2 separate regions of the Homo sapiens genome follow, and region 2 is linked to region 1. Evidence: read pairs that join two places in POLR2A ChIA-PET (ENCODE). Cell type or tissue: GM12878. All regions are shown on one strand. Links, peaks and the distances in the headings refer to the core of each region. The heading gives the core; the rest is flanking DNA.

Evidence for each region. Peaks named below come from ENCODE experiments on the same cell type or tissue, not always from the same donor. Only the 100,000 strongest peaks of a DNase experiment are listed, where the experiment ranks them.
Region 2: POLR2A ChIA-PET joins it to region 1 with 7 read pairs; 4 of 35 experiments call an interaction of 5 or more read pairs at or near these places.

The regions. Positions count from the first base shown.
Region 1 is chr15:52,426,400-52,435,553 of GRCh38, forward strand. MYO5A (myosin VA) reads right to left here. Exons shown (of 42, transcript NM_001382347.1): 2 at 6,776-6,886; 3 at 1,999-2,170. Among named protein-coding and RNA genes, the nearest start is that of MYO5A, 98 kb to the right of the region's middle. In GM12878, for the core only: no CTCF peak of the experiment used is centred there; no DNase peak of the experiment used is centred there.
Region 2 is chr15:52,366,000-52,375,153 of GRCh38, forward strand. It overlaps MYO5A (myosin VA), which reads right to left. Exons shown (of 42, transcript NM_001382347.1): 21 at 6,125-6,364; 22 at 4,170-4,418; 23 at 1,032-1,125. Among named protein-coding and RNA genes, the nearest start is that of MYO5C, 75 kb to the left of the region's middle. In GM12878, for the core only: no CTCF peak of the experiment used is centred there; a DNase peak (open chromatin) is centred at 4,277; H3K27ac peaks cover 240 bases.

The DNA.
Region 1 (9,154 bases), core at 2,265-7,264:
AGACTAGTTGAATGCATTCTGTTACATCCATATGATAGACTACTAAGCCACTACCACCAATCATGTTTGTTTGTTTAATTTGAGATAGGGTCTCACCCTGTCACCCAAGCTGGAGTGCAATGTTACTATCTTGGCTCACTACAGCCTAGACCTCCCAGGCTTACGAAATCCTCCCACTTCAGCCTCCCAGGTAGCTGGGACTATGGACACGCAACACCATGCCTGGCTAATTTTTGTATTTTTTTTGTAGAGACAGGATTTTGCCATGTTGCCCAGGCTTGAACTCCTGGGCTCAAGTGATCTGCCCACCTCAGCCTCCCAAGGTGCTGGGATTACAGGGTAAGCCACAGCACAGGTGAGTTACATATAATTGTTTTTCCTTTTTTATACTTTTCTGTATTTCCTAAGAATTTTTCTGTAGGTGTATATTAACTTAATGAAGTCGTCCATTCAATAAATCTCAGATTAAATTGTAATAAGGAAAAGAAGGCAAAAAATAATGCAGGGAAGAAAGACAGTAAGGAGGGGTTTCTGACTTGATAGGGTGGCCAGACAAGACTTCACTGAGAAGGTCCAAATCATGTTTTTGAAGGATATTAAATGTCATAGGAAAACATAATACAAAACTATATATAGACTGATTCCAATTTTCTATCAACTTATGCATACAAAGAGAAAGGATGTAAATCAATATTAATACTGGCTATTTTTCAGTGGTGAGTTACATATAATTGTTTTTCCTTTTTTTATACTTTTCTGTATTTCCTAAGAATTTTTCTGTAGGTGTATATTAACTTAATGAAGTCGTCCATTCAATAAATGTTTATTCAGCTCCAACTATGTGTAAAGTCATTTCTAAATGCTGAACTTACAACAGTAAACAAACAAACAAACAAAAAAGACTAATCTTTACCCTCATGGAACTTAAACTCTAGTGGGAAATTCAGACAATTAACAAGATAAGTAAGAAAATATATATATACATAATCTCAGATTAAATTGTAATAAGGAAAAGAAGGCAAAAAATAATGCAGGGAAGAAACACAGTAAGGAGGGGTTTCTGACTTGATAGGGTGGCTAGACAAGACTTCACTGAGAAGGTAACACATGTGCAAGGAAAAAAAATGGAAGAAAAATAACAATTGAGAAACAGAAATAGTTACCAGAAAGGAAAAGTTAGTATCAATGATATAAAGGATGTTAATTATTTTAAGAAGAAAAGGTGGCTGTTCCTGTCTAAAACAGGAGAGTAATGAAGAAATCATGAGCACTGAGTTGGATATACCACACGAATGAATGGAAATCCAGATTTGAGCTTCCGAGGACAGAGTGATTAGTGAAAGAATGGTAAGACGTCAGCGGAGAAAAAATAGCCAGAGAAAAGGGAGAAAATAAAAGATAAGAACAAACTGGGAAAGAGAGAAAAAAGAAGGAAAGCTGGAGAAGGGGGAAAGGAACACAAACACACACACATGCAGAGGCTTTATTTCTTGGAGAGATAAAAAGCACCATGAGCTGGGTGGCTGGCAGCTAACACTGCAATGAGCAGGGGCCCAGGCAAGCAGGAGTGAGCAAGACGAATCACCACGAGTCAAGTTAGTTCTGCATGGCTGAGTAATTGACCACAAGATAACACTAAATCTCTTGAACCTGCTCCAAAGATAAGTCCTTGGACATCTACTCTTCGTGTAGTAGTTTTTGGAAGAGAAGAAAACAACTGGTGAATTTGGCACTAAATCTGACATATGACTTCTGTAAGGGGAAAAAAATTCCAAAAGATGGGCCCAGTCTTTTTATTTTTAGCAAAATTATGTAAGGTCACAAATGAGTTTATTCAGCATAAATGCAACTTGGTAAATCTTTCTGATAACGCTCAAGTGATTTTGTCTCTTAGAGAAAATCCAACCACAGCCTGCTTTCCCCATGTACAATATTTCTATGGCTATGTCCATTAGAGGAAAGAGTCCACAGTCTATTCGGAAAGCAAAGCATACTTACCACAATACGTATAAATAAGTTTGGAATCAATAAAGCGGACTCTGAGATTATGGAGCACAGCAGGCTCATGAAGATAGCTGAGGGCTGTGAGGTCATTTTCACCAACAAGTATGTCAGGATTTCGTAAGTGAGGCAGCTCCTTGGTCTTTGGATCTAGATGGTATTCCAAATCCTGAAAATGCACAAGGCACAGCATCTGGATGAATTATGGCAAGGACTGTGAAAGAGGCCCATGCATTTTGCTTACTTCCTATTCCTGATTTGCTTCTCAGCTATTAAATGCATTATTTTCCTAGCACCTTCCAATATCACAGAAACTGGTGGAGATGGAAACAATATGAAGTGCGTTTTCATTAGACATACCAACCTGTATTAACAATTTTTGCTAATATACTTTGAAAGCCATAGCCTAGACCTTTTTCACCCACGTACTGAATCAGAAGTTTTAAACTTTTAAATATGTTTCTCTCCTCCAACCCCTTTTACCTATAAAAAAGTGGCGGACAATATAAAAGAGTGGTCGAGAGCTTGGCTCTAGGATCAGATTGCCCAGGATTCAAATCCTGATACTAATACTTACTTTTTATGTGGTCTTGAGTTACAGTATTTCACCCAAATCCTTCATTTGTAAAATGGGCTAACAGGGTTGTGGTAAAAAAGTAAATGAGGCAAGTCCGGCATGTGGTAAGTACTTAGGAATCCTTAAACCACTAGATACCCAAGAATCCCCTGAAATTACGTGCAACAACTCTGTGTGTATGTGCACATATGTGTACTTTTTTTGAGGCAAGACAATTCATAGTTTTCATGAGATTTTTGTTTTGTTTGCTTTTTGTTTTTTTCTGTGCATATGCTTATTCATTCATCAGATTTAGGCCGGACACAGTGGCTCACACCTGTAATCCCAGTACTTTGGGAAGCCAAGGCGGGCGGATTACCTGAGGTCAGGAGTTCGAGACCAGCCTGGCCAACATGGCAAGACTCCGTCTTTATTAAAAATACAAAAATTGGCCAGGCATGGTGGCTCATGCCTGTAATCCCAACACTTTGGGAGGCCGAGGTGGGTGGATCACCTGAGGTCAGGAGTTCGAGACCAGCCTGGCCAACATGGTGAAACCCCATCTCTACTAAAAACTCAAAAATTATCCAGGCGTGGTGGTGGGCACCTGTAATTCCAAATACTCGGGAGGCTGAGCCAGGAGAATCACTTGAACCCTGGAGGCAGAGGTTGCAGTGAGCCAAGATCACGCTACTGAACTCCAGCCTGGGCTACAGAGCGAGACTCCATCTCAAAAAAAAACAAAAAAACAAAACAAAACAAAACAAACGACATTTTAATAGGGTTCCTGGTCCCAAAAGTTAACAAGTACTATTCAGTTAATTTTTAATAGAGATGGGGGTCTCACTATGTTGCCCAGGCTGATCTCGAACTCCTGGCCTCAAGGGATCCTCCTGCATTGGCCTCCCAAATGCTGGGATTACAGGTGTGAGTGACCATTACTAGCCACTATTCACTTTAAAGTCACGGGAATACGGCTTCATGGCACAGCCAACCATGAATATTGTCACTTAACTATATAAAGGGGCAAATAACATAGGACAAGTGAATAGGAATAAAAATTCAATTTAGTTGTAGGGAGGGACAAGGTTTTGTAAAAAGCCAGTTATGGTAATACTAAAAATATATACAGAGGTCAAATATTCAAATCATATTTGAACGAATTATGCTAAAGGAGAGAAAAATTAACAATTTACCACTCAGCATTTCTTGCTGCCTGTTTATCAGAGAATATCACCCTTGCCTGGGGCTGACTGGTCCTTGCATTGGCCCTGTAAATACACAATTGTCTGTTCTGGTATTAGCCAGGAGACTCCAGAATGGCAGAAGGGCAACCCAGAGCTCTTTCCTCAGTCTTCATTACAGGGTGGGGTTGTTTGTGGCTAGTGTGGGGAGAAGCTGAAATTGAAATATTAGAGAAGACACTAATTTGAAAGGTAGAGAAGATCTGTAACATCTTCACAGAAATTTCCTTCTTGGAGTTAGGCTTTAAATGGACATAAACTGCTCCTCTGGAATCACTGGACATCATTAAATAAATATACTCTTCTACTATTACAAAAGCCATGCTTTCTCTATTTTATTCTAGGACCCTAAGTGACTATAGTTTCTAAAAAGAGAATGATTCTTGAATAGTTCAGGAATTTTATAATGTCTGTTCTTCTTGTTTGACCCCTGTCCCTAGTCTTGCTTTTATTAAAGGTATGTATCATTCTATTTCTAGATTTTTAAAAAATACTAAGGATTAATAAAATTAAACATAGACACTGTACTCTGGTTGGCAAATCTGCTTCTTATAATAGGGTATGGATTAGCAATTCTGAAATAACTTTATGTCTATAATGAATAAGTAATATAGCTAATGAAAACCAAAAAGAGAAGTTATAGTACACATAATCAAAGGAAGAATAATAGAATGAACCTGGTGGCATTGGACTGGAGAAAAAAGGATCCCTATTAACTCACGGGTTTTATTTTTTTTAAAAAAAGTCAAGGCTGGGTGCAGTGGCTCATGCCTGTAATCCCAGCACTTTGGGAGGCCGAGGTGGGTGGATCACTTGAGGTTGGGAGTTTGAGACCCGCCTGGCCAACATGGTAAAATCCTGTCTCTACTAAAAACACAAAAATTAGCCAGGCATGGTGGCATGCGCCTGTAATCCCAGCTACTCAGGAAGCTGAGGCACAAGAATCATTTGAACCCGGGAGGTGGAGGCTGCAGTGAGCCGAGATTGCACCACAATACTCCAGCCTGGGTGACAGAGCAAAATTCCGTCTCAAAAAAAAAAAAAAAGTCTAGTGCAGTAGCTGATGCCTTTAATCCCAGCACTTTGGGAGGACGAGGTAAAACGACTTCTTGAGCCCAGCAGTTCAAGACTAGCCTGGGCAACATAGCAAGACAACCATCTCTAAAAACACATTATATATATAAAATACATACATACAAACACATACATACATATGTAAACATAGACATAAAGTAAGTATAGATGGTTGAGTATACATTAGTATAGTATGCATACATATTAGTATCTATCTATCCATCCATGTATATATTTTTCTAGCTCTCTATGCTAAGAGGGCTGAGAAGTGGTGTCATCTCAATAGCAATGAGCACACCTAGTGCTCAGATCTTGGCTGTCAAATACTATCCTCCAATATAAGGTAACAGGGCTGGGAAAGGGGAAATACAGGGTAAGTATCTTAGGGTACCAGGAGAAGTGCTATATCTAAAAAAAAAAAAAAAAATAAGCCAGGCACAGTGGCTCATGCCTATAATCCCAGCACTTCAGGAGACCGAGGTGGGAGGACTGCTTGAGCTCAGGAGTTCGAGACTAGCCTGGGCAACATATTGAGACTCCATCTCTACTAAAAAAATTTAAAAATTAGCCAGGCATGGTGGCTCATGCCTGTGGTTCCAGCCACTAGGGAGGGAGGCTGAGCCTGGGAGGCATGATCAAGCCACTGCACTCTAGCCTGGGTGACAAAGTGAGACCCTGCCTCAAAAAAAAATAAAAAAGGATAGGGACCTGTCAAAAAAGTCAAAGGACCCAATCTAAGAGAGATCTCAATGACCAAAGCTGGAACAATTTAATTGATAAAATAAATAATGATAGTAATGAAGAATAAAAGAAATACCCATGAGCCCATAATAAATAAATGATTAAAGTAATAAATAAATGGGAGAGGAGAAACAATACTTCCTTCCCTATAGAAGAATTCTAGTTAATAAGTATAGAAGGAAGGAAAGAAATGGAGAATCACCACTAGAACACAACGATATTTGCTGCAGGCAAGACACAGTAATGAACACTGGGCAAATATTAGCAGGAAAAGTTTAAGGAGAAGCAGGATATATGAGTGGCCTCAAAGCATCTGCCCCAACACAATGACATTCATTAATTACAAAGGGAAAACAGTAACTTTACAGTGGATAACATGGCAGACATCACCTTAAGCAACTGGTCATGGCCAGCAATCTGCAAAAATCCAATATAGTCAAATAGTATAAGCACTCATCTTAGAGTCATCTGTGTTCAAATCTCACTTCAAATTCCAAAAGCCACTTCCTGGCTGTGTGACCTTGAGCAAAACTACTTAATGACTTTGAAGTTTGGCTTTCTTATTTGGAAAATAGTGATTATATCACCTGCCAACCCATAGGGTTGGTGTGAAATTTAACGTGAGAAAATTCACTCCAAAGTGCCGAACATTTTGCCTAACAAAGCAGATGACCAATAAATGTTAAATAAGTTAATTCCCTAGTTTGGTATTAAAAGCCCTCCTAATTGGCCTAATTCTTCCCCGCCTTCCTCCCAACTAGTATCTTCCCCTCAGTTTTGCTCTCCATGCTGCCACCAATGAGTCTCCTCTAAGACCTGGCACCATGCCTCTTTTTAAAAACACTACAAGCACTCCCCATAGCACACCAGTTAAATGCAAGAGTTTTAGGATTAGATGTGAATCTAAACCTGATAATCATAATAAATTCACAGGCCAAAATAGAAGCTTTTTAAAGTATCTGCTATTTTCACTAATCTATGCCATTAAAAACACTATCAGGATAGAAAACTGAGTTTGCCATTTTTACCAATTTAGTAAGTAAAAATTCTAGGTAAGTTCAAAATTTAACTTCCATTGGGAGTTTACTTCACAGTAAATTTACACTTTTGAACTCCCTTCACTTTATGCCAATGACAACAAATGAAAGTGAGATCTCACCTTTCCTTCCTCGAGGTGAAGCAGGAGGACTTTATCTCCTGGCTTATAATCTTTGAGCAGCTCTGCTGACTTCCAGACTTCCTCTGGATCAGGTATCCAAACCCTGGCAAACTAGAAGACAAAAAGAAAAAAATTTAAACTAGCAAATCAATTATTTTACAATCATATATAAACATATGATAACTATTTATAATTAAACAATTTATGAAAAAAGAAATCTTGGCCAACATGAAATTCACTTTTTTTTTTTTTTTTTTTTTTTTGAGACAGAGTTAAGCTCTTGTTGCCCAGGCTGGAGTACAGTGGCATGATCTCAGCTCACAGCAACCTCTGCCTCCTGGGTTCAAGCAATTCTCCTGCCTCAGCCTCCTGAGTAGCTGGAATTACAGGCGCCTGCCACCACACTCAGCTAATTTTTTTGTTTTTAATAAAGATGGAGTTTCGCCATATTGGCCAAGCTGGTCTCCAAACTCCTGACCTCAGGTGATCCACCCGCCTCAGCCTCCCAAAGTGCTGGGATTACAGGTGTGAGCCACCACGTCCAGCTGAAATTTACTTTTTAAATTAGTAAACAAAAAATATTTTAGCTCTCATAGCACCACCATTCCCAAATTATATAAAAAGTGTGCTCTGAAAAAACAGTTATGATCAAAGCTTGACTTTGCTTTACACAGTAAATGCCACCTGAAAGTATAATTTTAGGTTAAAATGTACACATAAGATCTATTTTTGAAGCTATGGTGTTGTGGTTCTGCCAGTTTCAACAGCACTGCCATCTTTTTATGGCTGGGTTTACAATTTGGATTTTTTTGTTCTTTCTTTTTCTTTTTTTTTTTTTTTTTTGAGATACAGTCTCGCTCTGTTGCCCAGGCTGGAGTGCAGTGGCACGATTTCGGCTCACTGCCACCTCTGCCTCCCGGGTTCAAGTGATTCTCCTGCCTCAGCCTCACGAGTAGCTGGGACTACAGGCATGTGCCACTGTGCCCAGCTAATTTTTGTATTTTTAGTAGAGACGGGGTTTCACCATGTTGGCCAGGCTGGTCTCGAACCCCTGACCTCGTGACCCACCTGCCTCAGCCTCCCAAAGTGCTGGGATTACAGTCATGAGCCACCGTGCCCGGCCCACAATTTGGATTTTTTTATGGTGGTTTGCATCCTGTGCTCTGCAAAGCCTTAGTGATTTCTCAGACATCCTTCAGGAGCCATCACAGTAGGGAGAAGAGGAGAATAAAAATAACAGATTTTTTAAAACTGAAGAAACACGGTTGTTCAGCATTTTGCCTTCATTATTTTATAAAGATGAGTGGGAAATGGTAAAAATGGCACAGCCAGTCACTAATAAGCTTAGCTCCTGTAGCCTCAACATCATGAAAAAGGCATGGTAATCATCAGGGATTCCCAAAGCAGCAAATATTTTGCCTCAACTAGATACTCCCTGGACATAAGCCAGAAGATTATGTGGTCAATTTTGAAGAAAAAGAACAAAATATACTAACATGCACAAATCTTTCGAATACCACATTGAAGAAGTGTTTTTATGTGCTTGGACTCTCTGGGAAGAAATTTCCCTTTAAAACACACATACACTAAACCTAAATGCCCATTTTCATGAACAAATCACATATGAAAACAGGAATCCTAGATTCAGCCAGCAAGGGAAAGACATGACACAATCAATCATGGCTGGCATGGGCCAGACTGAACCCGGTCTCTGGCCTGTATCTGTATCCTCATTTCATGTAAATTCACCTCTAGATTTCATTTTTAACAATAATCAGGGTACTAATTTACTTGGAGCTTTGAGAAGGAGCATTTGGATTTGAGTATGTTAAATATGGGGCAACTTCCCAAAGAACTGTGATAATGTAATGACTATTCTAAGTACTGGGCACAAAGTTCTGGAAGCTTGTAACAAGGTCATTCCCAAGTACAAGAGAAATTTATATGACCCAGTGATGAACTTACAGATAGGAGAAAGCGAAAAGAAAGTGGGTGAACGAAAGTACAGGTAGATCTGAGATTCAAGATAATTTAAATTAAGAAAAACATTTCAGCATGCCATGCCACTGTCCTGGATATTACGTTAACCTCTTTTTTTTTTTTTTTTTTTTTGAGACGGAGTCTCACTCTGTCACTCTGTCACCCAGGCTGGAGTGCAGTGGCACGATCTCGGCTCACTGCAACCTCCGCCTCCTGGGTTCAAGTGATTCTCCTGCCTCGGCCTCCCGAGCAGCTGGGACTATAGGCACATGCCACCACACCCAGCTAATTTTTTTCTATTTTTAGTAGAGACAGGGTTTCACCGTGTTAGCCAGGATGGTCTCGATCTCCTGACCTCATGATCCACCCGCCTTGGCCTCTCAAGGTGCTGGGATTACA
Region 2 (9,154 bases), core at 2,357-7,356, 60 kb before region 1:
AGTATGGTCATTAATTCCAGGTTTTCTTCTCTTTCCTCAGTATTAGCCCCTTCAGCTAGGAGAGGTGAGGCAGTCTCTCTTACCACCACAGTTTTAATGGGTATCTTTAGGCTCCCTTCTTATTTTTTCTCTACTCTTTAATCTGGATTTGCTTTCTGAATACCTCCATGTTGAGGTCCTAGCTGACATATCAAACTTAACACTCCAACAACTGGCCTCATTAATTTGCCTCATAAATGTATACTTTTTTCTCAATATCCGTATTACTAATAACATATCTTTATTGTTTTGTTATCTCATTGTAAAATCTTAGAACATTTTTGCCTTTTTTGAATACCAGTGTAATCAACAGAATGTATATGAAAATGTATTATTTTCATATAATATATCCCCATTCCAAACCATCTTTTCTCTTCCATTTCCACCACTAATTACTGTATAGATCTGTATCTTCTTACCCCATATTTATATATATGTGGATTCCTTATAAACTTATCACCATTCTAACCTACCCCACAAACAGAAAATAGAATAAATGTCCATATCTAGTTAGTTCTCTATTTTAAAAATTAGTGTTTTTTTAGACTAGCAAAGAGTGGTGAATCTTAGAATAACATCCATTGATTTAGCAAAAAAAAAAAAAAAAAAAAAAGACAATACACACACACACAGAAATATACACATATCAGCTCAAAAATTCTTACTAAATCATTAGGAATCCTATAAGCCTTAACTAGTAAATCACACATGCAGAACAAATTAATTTTAAAAAAAAATTACATATGACACTGACTGAACCGGAGTTCACATTTGTACCTAGAGATACCAGATTTACAAGTTTATCAAGCAACGAATTCAACCAAAATATCTGATCTGTTGCCTCTTGGAACTTTATAAATTTGCTGATGACAGCCTCAACTTTTAAAAATATTTAAATTCTAAATAATGTTGTGTAACTCATCAAATGACATTGTAACTTACATAACTTTGGTGTGAGGTTGGTTGGCGTGTAGTACGCATATAAGCTTTACCTGTCATCTCCTTAGCCTGCTGCACGATGCGGTGATTGAGGGCTTCTTTTTCTTGCTTCAGCAAAGTATTTTCTTCCTTCAGATTTGATACCAGCTACGAAATGAAACAATAAACTGAGATGGTTGCAATGGACAGAGGAAGCCTGATGACCAAGGATAAAGACCATAAGCAGTCATTCCTTACTTCCACCACCTCTGTGCTCCCTGTCTTTGCCTGGTTATGTCTAGTCACCTTACAAACTTGCTCAAGCATTACTCCCTCCCAAGAGCCTTCCTGAAACCCCCTTCAATTAGCTGTCTTTTCCCTGTGCTACTACAAGACCCTGTATATGCTCTTTATATCCGTTATAAATGATTTACTTTCCTCTTTTCCAGAATAGACTAGAATTTCTTGAAGGATAAGGATGGTGATGGTTTTTTACTTTACATTAAACATTAAAACATTAAAGTTTTACTTTACATTAAACATTAAAAAATTGCCTGGCACTAAGTCAGCATTTGCTCTCAAAGGTAATTGATATTACCTTCTCCTCTGAATGCTTTCACACAAAGCTTATGTGTACCCATGATTCAAGTGGGGAGATTAAGGAGGTTAAGAAGGATATGAGGATGTTTAGTTTGGGAAATTCACTGAAGAGCTTTTGATTCTCCCATCTGATGTCAAGAAAGAGAATTTCTCTTTCATCTCCCTTTAAGAGTTTTACAAGGCTGAGAACTAGTCCTTTTATTCCATGTTTAAATAAGCATTGACATTACAACAATGTCAATGTACTTAATGCCACAGAACTGTCCACTTAAAAATGGTGAAAATGGTAAATTTTATGTCATGTATATTTTAAAACACACACACACACACACACACACACACACACACACACACACACAAGTTGACTCTTAACTTTCTAGTTCTTTGCTGGATAAGGATTCCCAGGAAGGAAAAGTTAAAACCAAAGGTAATTTTGCAAAGTACATAATTTACTCAGCTCATCTTTGGAATAAAGTGTGTGCTTATGATGAGTAAAATCTGAATTCCTTTTTCTAAGCTAAAGTTTAAGGAACTCTGAAAACAAGAGCTTTAATAATAGGGAGAGAACTGGCAGGCAAATCTCTTGTCATGTCAGGGGGTTTAGGACAGGAAAAGAGGGCTCCAGGGAGCAGGAAAGTTGGATAACTACACTGTGCCACACACAGCAGACATCAGTCCAGTAGGTATCCCTTCCGAGGGCTCAGTCTTTTCCCTCTGGACTGACCTTGCCTTAACATCCACTCTCAGTAAAAAAAGCCCCAGCTCTCTGTGGGCTTTCAGGAGAGGCTCTTGTTTGGTAGGGGTGCACAACCAATCACCTATGGTACTTTTTCAAAATAATGTGCCTAGCCCACACTCCCAGAGTCTGGATAGCTCCCTTTTTATATAAAAACTCCCCAGCAGTTTTGATAAATGCTCTTGGTTAGGAACCATACATAACTCTACTGTAACTTCTGGGCTCCTTGATCAGACTGAGAATGTCATTTTCCTGACCATGAAGCTGACTGTCACAGTGAAATGTTTTCATTCTTCCCCTATCACTACATTCCATCAAAAGAACTAATGGGGCCAGGCGCAGTGGCTCACACCTGTAAACCCAGCGCTTTGTGAGACCAATGTGGGAAAACAGCTTGAGGCCAGGAGTTCAAGACCAGCCTACACAACATAGGAAACACCGTCTGAACTAAAGTTAGTGCCTACAGCTATCTCTGTGAGAAGTGGGAGAAAATGAAATGAAATGAAAGAAAAAATCTGAATCTGCTTGTGTGTTTATTCTATCAGACTAGAAAGGCAAGAACTTGGCTTTGAAAAGGAAAGGAGAATCTTCCCACCACACTTAACTACTGTACAGATTCTGAGGAATCCGAAGCTGGAAAGCTTCCGTGGTTTGGGGAGACTTAAAGGGAAGAAAAGAGATCTTAAACATTCAAGAGTATCTTTTTGAGTGCACGTCTTAATTCTGAGAGAACAAGCTTGCTGTATCAAAACAACATTATATAAAACAGAAAAGAATCTCACCTTTTGGCACTGCTGTTTCTATATATAGAGTACAGATCTAGAGATATAGGAGGAATTACTTTACTGGAACCTGTAATGCCATGGAAGGACTGCAATTTTACCAGCCACCCTATCCTAACCGACCTGCATCTAAGTTCCTGCTGTAGTTCTCACTGCATGTGCTGATATTAACATTTAGAAGTCAGTACAGACAAACCATATCAGGATTCTTGCCAGCAGTTACAGCTGACACAGGCAACTCTGTTTTCATTTAAAGATGGTAATACCAGCGGAATCTCTGAAAATCGATTACTTTTTTCCAGGAAGCCTAATGTTGAGGTACTTTTACAAATGTTTCAGCAGTACATCTCATTACTACTTGACAATCTTAATGTCTTCTATACTTAATAAAGTTTTGATATGTTAATACAAATTTGAAGCGTGCAAGTACTGGTCAATCTGAAAGCATTTTGTGGGGAGGGTTCCATCTGCGTAAAGCTGTTGGTTGCAATCACTGTGCAGACATTTAGACTTCTCCTGCTTGGACTTCTTAATACAGCCTTAATGCAGGCTTCAACAAGGATCCCTACCATCAGGTACTAAATATTATGTCTAATGTTCCATTATTAGAACACTAAGCATGTGGGAGTTATTTATATTCTACTGCTCAAGGTCATTGCCAAAGACTGATTTTGCAATTCAAAAAATTGCAACCTTAGGCATAAATGGGTTAATCACATTAACCCTACTGAAGAAAAAGGAGTCTACGCCCCAGACTGACTTTTTTTTTAAAAGGAGTCTATGCCCCAGACTGACTTTTTTTTTTTTTTTTTTTTTTTAATATACAAGTGTTAGTAGGTACTTGGCCATTCTCTCCTAAAAATACAGCTTTGCCTCTGTTCTTATTAGAGTAGAAAGTTCTACTAAAAGACCTACAGCCTACTCATTGATAATGAGAAATAAATGCTTGGGAAACAGTAATAATGAACAGTAATTCAACTAAAATTTGTACTGCATTTCTAATAAAACCAACAGTGAGTCACACGGACCAAGTCATGATGACAGCACCTCTCTTTTGTGTACGGAGTAGATGGGGATATGGACATTATTCCTACCTGCTCTGTTTCTTGTTTGTATCGATCTGCATGTTCCTCAATGCATTTTTTCTCTGAACGAGTTTGCTCCAGGTCTTTCCGGAGCTTGGCAATTTCTTCCTGCAGACTAAGGACCCGCCCAGTGGCAACTTTCGCTTCCTCTTCACTTAGTTGAAGACGTTCTAAGTCACTTCGTAGTTTCTCAGTCTCAGAGTTGTATATTCCTTCCAGATTGGTTAGTTTCTCCACAAGGCATTTGTAGTCTTTGTTCTTTAAACATACACATAAGTAACAATAAGTAAATACACATATCATCAAATGTATTTAGTAAGAAAACCATGTTTATTCATCATATTCATGCTATATCATCATAACATTGATATAGTATCCAACCAAAATACTACAACATTTGCAATAGCACAACCAATACCTTCTAGGTGACACAAACAGAGAAGAAAACAGGCACAATTAATTCAATTCTGTTTGATGTGGTAAGCAAGATGGATGTGATTTTCTCATAGTCACAGGGTGAGTTACATAGTAAATTCTTAATTTCCTGATTCTTAATTCAGAAATAGGAGGATCTATACTTGTTTTTGAAAACAGATCAAAATGTTGCTAAAAACCATTTACTAGCTTAGTGATGCGTACGAATGATTAAAACAGCCTCAAAATCCCAAGTTGGCCAGGTGTAGTGGCTCACACCTATAGTCTCAACACTTTGGGAGGCCAAGGCAGGAGGATCACAAGAGGCCAGGAGTTCAAGACTAGCCTGGGCACATAATGAGACCCCGTCTTTACAAAAAAATTTAAAAATTAGCTAGACATGGTGGTGTGTACCTGTAGTCCTAGCTACTTGGGAGGCTGAGGCAGGAGGATCACTTGAGCCCAGGAGTTTGAGGCTGTAGTGAGCCGTGATTGCACTGCTGTACTTTAGCCTGGGTGACAGGGTGAGAATCTGTCCTAAAACAAAAAACAAAAAAAAAAAACCCTCTCCCTACACACACACACGTTTCTCACAAATCTTTATGTTTACTACCTCAAAATTTCTCCCTCCCACTCAGAAAATCTTCCATCCCATTTCATTCTGATCCCTGTTTTGCTTTGCTCTCCTTAGCATTTTTATATTCTTAATTACCTTTATATCATTTACATGTGCTAAAATATTAGTAACTATCTTTAATCAAACAAACTTTTATCTCTGCAACAGATTGCAAGTTCATCAGAAGCATCAACATTTTCCTGATGCTTTTGCTATTTCAATGCTAAACCAACTCATCTGTAAAATGAACATGATACCACATGAAAATAAATGATAATTTTGATAGAGCATTGCCAAGTACAAAATACAGTATGCCTGGTTCAAGCTGGTGTTTGAAAAATAAGTAACATACAATATGACTCTTGGTCATAAAGGTTTGAAGCATTAGTAGATCTCTGTTCTCAAAAATAATTTCCTGCCAGGCATGGTAGCTCATGCTTGTAATCCCAGTACTTTGGGAGGCTGAGGCAGGAGGATTGCTTGAGGCAACAGCCTGGCAACATGAGACCCTGTTTCTACAAAATAAAAAAATTAGCTGGGTGTGGTAGTACGTGCCTGTAGTCCCATATACTCAGAAGGCTGTGGTGGGAAGATCACTTGAGCCCAGCAGGTTGAGGCTGCAGTGAGCTGTGACCATGCCACTGAACTCTAGCCTGGGCGACAGAGTGAGACCCTGTCTCAAATAATAGTAATAATAATAATAATAATAATAATAATAATAATAATAATAATAACTTCCTGCCTTAGTTTTTGCAATTGTGATCCACCTTATGAGTTCATAAGTACTTCCATGCCCATTATGGAAATAAATACGGTCATAATTTTACTTTTTACTAAGACCGAAGGGTAAAGTCAAAGAAAAACAATATTGAAAATAATCCTGGTGGATTTCTTCAGGCATACTCCACTCTCAGGGCCCCTTTGTGAAACACACCTGCTCATCAACTTTGCGCTGCAGCTGCATGATCTTGTTCTCCATGCCGATGTGCAGCTTCTTATAGCGCTCCACTGAGCGAGCCTCGATTTTGAGCTTCTTTAGCTCACGCTTGGCCATCATCCGCCTGAAGCAGCACTGAAGGTAGATGATGGCATGCATGCTCCTCTTGTAGTGTGTGCGGGCCAGCCAGCCCCGGACTCGCTTCTGAATGATGACTGCTTTGTGCTCACGGAGTATCTGCAGAAAAGGATAAGGGCAAGCAATGTCAAGACCCTGGACTACACTCATGATTATCAATCTATGTCGGGCTGAAAATCCACACATTACCTAGAGGAAAAGACATAAAAGTTGAATTGACAATGTACTATGTAGATTATACTTATCACAGATATATGGAGGCTACAAAATTATTTTTAAAAGTGATTTGAAAAGTAGACTTTAGAAGGTGATTTCAGAAACATACATAAAAATGTGTCATATGCACATATTATGTGTATAATTCTAAGCAGAATATAGAGTTGGAAGCTGTCTAAATAAAAAGCACCAGATTACCAAAAGAAAAACAACTATAAAAAGAAAGAAAAAATACATTAGGTTTCTTATTAGTATATGATTTCTGTTGGCAACAGATGATCCTCTATAAAATTAACAGAACCAGGCATCCTGTAAACTATGTGCTACTAAAATAAGAGATATCCCCACCACCCTGACTGCTGATACCACCTCACTATGCATTATTAGGCCCGTGCATGAGGACACGGGGTATGGGCAGCAAACTGTCTGTAGAGGCCAACACTTGGGGTACTAAAAAGTTTGTACTGATTTATTGATTTTTTTTTTTTTTAGAAACTAAAAGATGACACTCTTGTTTACCACATTTGAGGAATACCATTCTAGTGAGGATTTTCCATTGCTATTTCAAATGTAGCAAGGATCCACTTTTGGGATTCAAAGGTAGGAGGGATGGGGCTTTAAAATGAAAGGTAAAAGTAAAAAGATGTGAAACAAACTAATCTTACTTTTGATTTTATGTTACATTTCCTAAAAAAAAATGATATTTCCCTAAACTTATAAACAAACAAAAGTTTGCCTTATTAGATGAATTTGTTGTCGCTAAAGAGCACCAAAAAGACACCGTGTAAACATTTTCTAGGAAAGATGGAGAAGAAATTCTTGAATTTTAAGAAGAGGTAGCCAGGCACAGTGACTGGATAAATAAAACTATTAATGCCAATTTTCCTGTTCCATTTGCTTCTCCCATGTAACTTTGGACATGGGTCCATTTTTGTAATTTTAGTCAAATGGAAACAGCATTTAATCAGAGCTTCCATTTTCAATCTCACTTTCATCATGAGTGAGAGAAATTAATCAACACCTGTACTCTCTTTAAGACCCCCCCACTCCAAATCTCATGAAGGGGAACCTTGGACCTGAAATACAGCTAGAAGGAGCACTAATGTGATGGCTGTTGGCTTACATGTGAGCAAGCCTCTACGCTACCACCTTCCACCCTGTCCAGTCACAGTGGGAGCCTGAGCTGGCCGGAGGCTGCCACTGCTAAACCAGTGACCTCAAAACCCAGCTCAGATGTTCCTAAGGAAAGTAGTGAGGAACACAGGAAGGTAACTAGTTTGGTGTATCTGAAAAGCAACTTCAAACCTCTTTCCTCCCTAAAATCTCACGCTTATATAGAAAGAGCATGAGACTACATAAAGGAGGGGTGAGCAGAAAGATCTGGAGTAGCTATCTTCAAAACACAGCTATTAAATACACTCATTCAAGCCTCACCAGTTTCGAATTTTTTGTTGTCTAAAATCACTTCAAATAAAAATAAATAAATAAATAAATAAATAAATAAATAGGGCCTAGGTCACACCCATATACTGTCTGTGCTTAGAGACCCAAATCACCCCATTAATGCTCCTTCTAATGGTGATGTCCATAGAGCTCTAATATCCAGGCTTGTATTTCTCACTGATTTGAAATATAGCCTGTAGGATAGACTCCAAACCTTGCCAAAATGAAAGAGATAAAAATCGTTCATCAATGGTCACAGGTGATAATTAAGACTACTCTGGTGACCCCATTAATTATTGCTAGATGTAAGATTATTTGTCAAAAACTTTTGGAGCATTGTATCTGTCAATACAATTTTAACCACATTAATGTTATAATTTGCCTCCTCTTCACCATGGTAAATTCTTCCAAGGTTGTCTCATTCTTGGAATAACCTTTAACCTGTTTGTCATATATTCTATCTATTCAAAGTTCTCTGTAGTCATCTGAATAGGGGGCCCCAAGGAAATTAGGTGCTAATCCCTGGAACCTGCAAATGCTATTTATTCAGAAAAAGGGCCTTTGCAGATGTGATTAGGTTAAGGGTCTTCAGATGGGAGGATTATCCTGGATCACATGGGTGGAACCAAATGCTATCATAATTATTCTTATAAGAGGCAGATAGGAGAAGTCAAGTCAGATACACAGAAGAGAAAATGCTGTGAAAACAGAGGCTGAGACTGGACTGATGTGGCTACAAGCACAGGAATGCTGGCAGCCACCAGAAGCTGCAAGAGGCAAGGAATGGATTCTCCCCTGGAGCTTCTGGAAGGAGAGCAGCCTGCTGACAACTTGATTTTGTCCCATTGATAATGATTTTGGACTTCTGGTCTCCAGAACTCTGAGAGAATTAATTTTGGCTGTTTTAAGGTAACAAGTTTGTGATAATTTATTATAGCAGCCACAGTAAACTAACATACTTTTTTTTTCAAATTATATAAACAAAGAGAAAGAAGGAGGTAAAAGTTTTTTTCCCATTGTTTTGTTAATAACTGTATGTGATTATTTAGTATTTTAAAATGCATTTCAGGCTGGGCATGTGCACAATGGCTCATACCTATAATCTCAGCACTTTGGGAAGCCACAGTGGGAAGACTGCTTGAGGCCAGGAGTTTGAGGCTGCAGTGTACTATGACTGCACCACTGCACCCCAGCCAGGGTGACAGAGCGAGATCCTATTTCTAAAAAAGA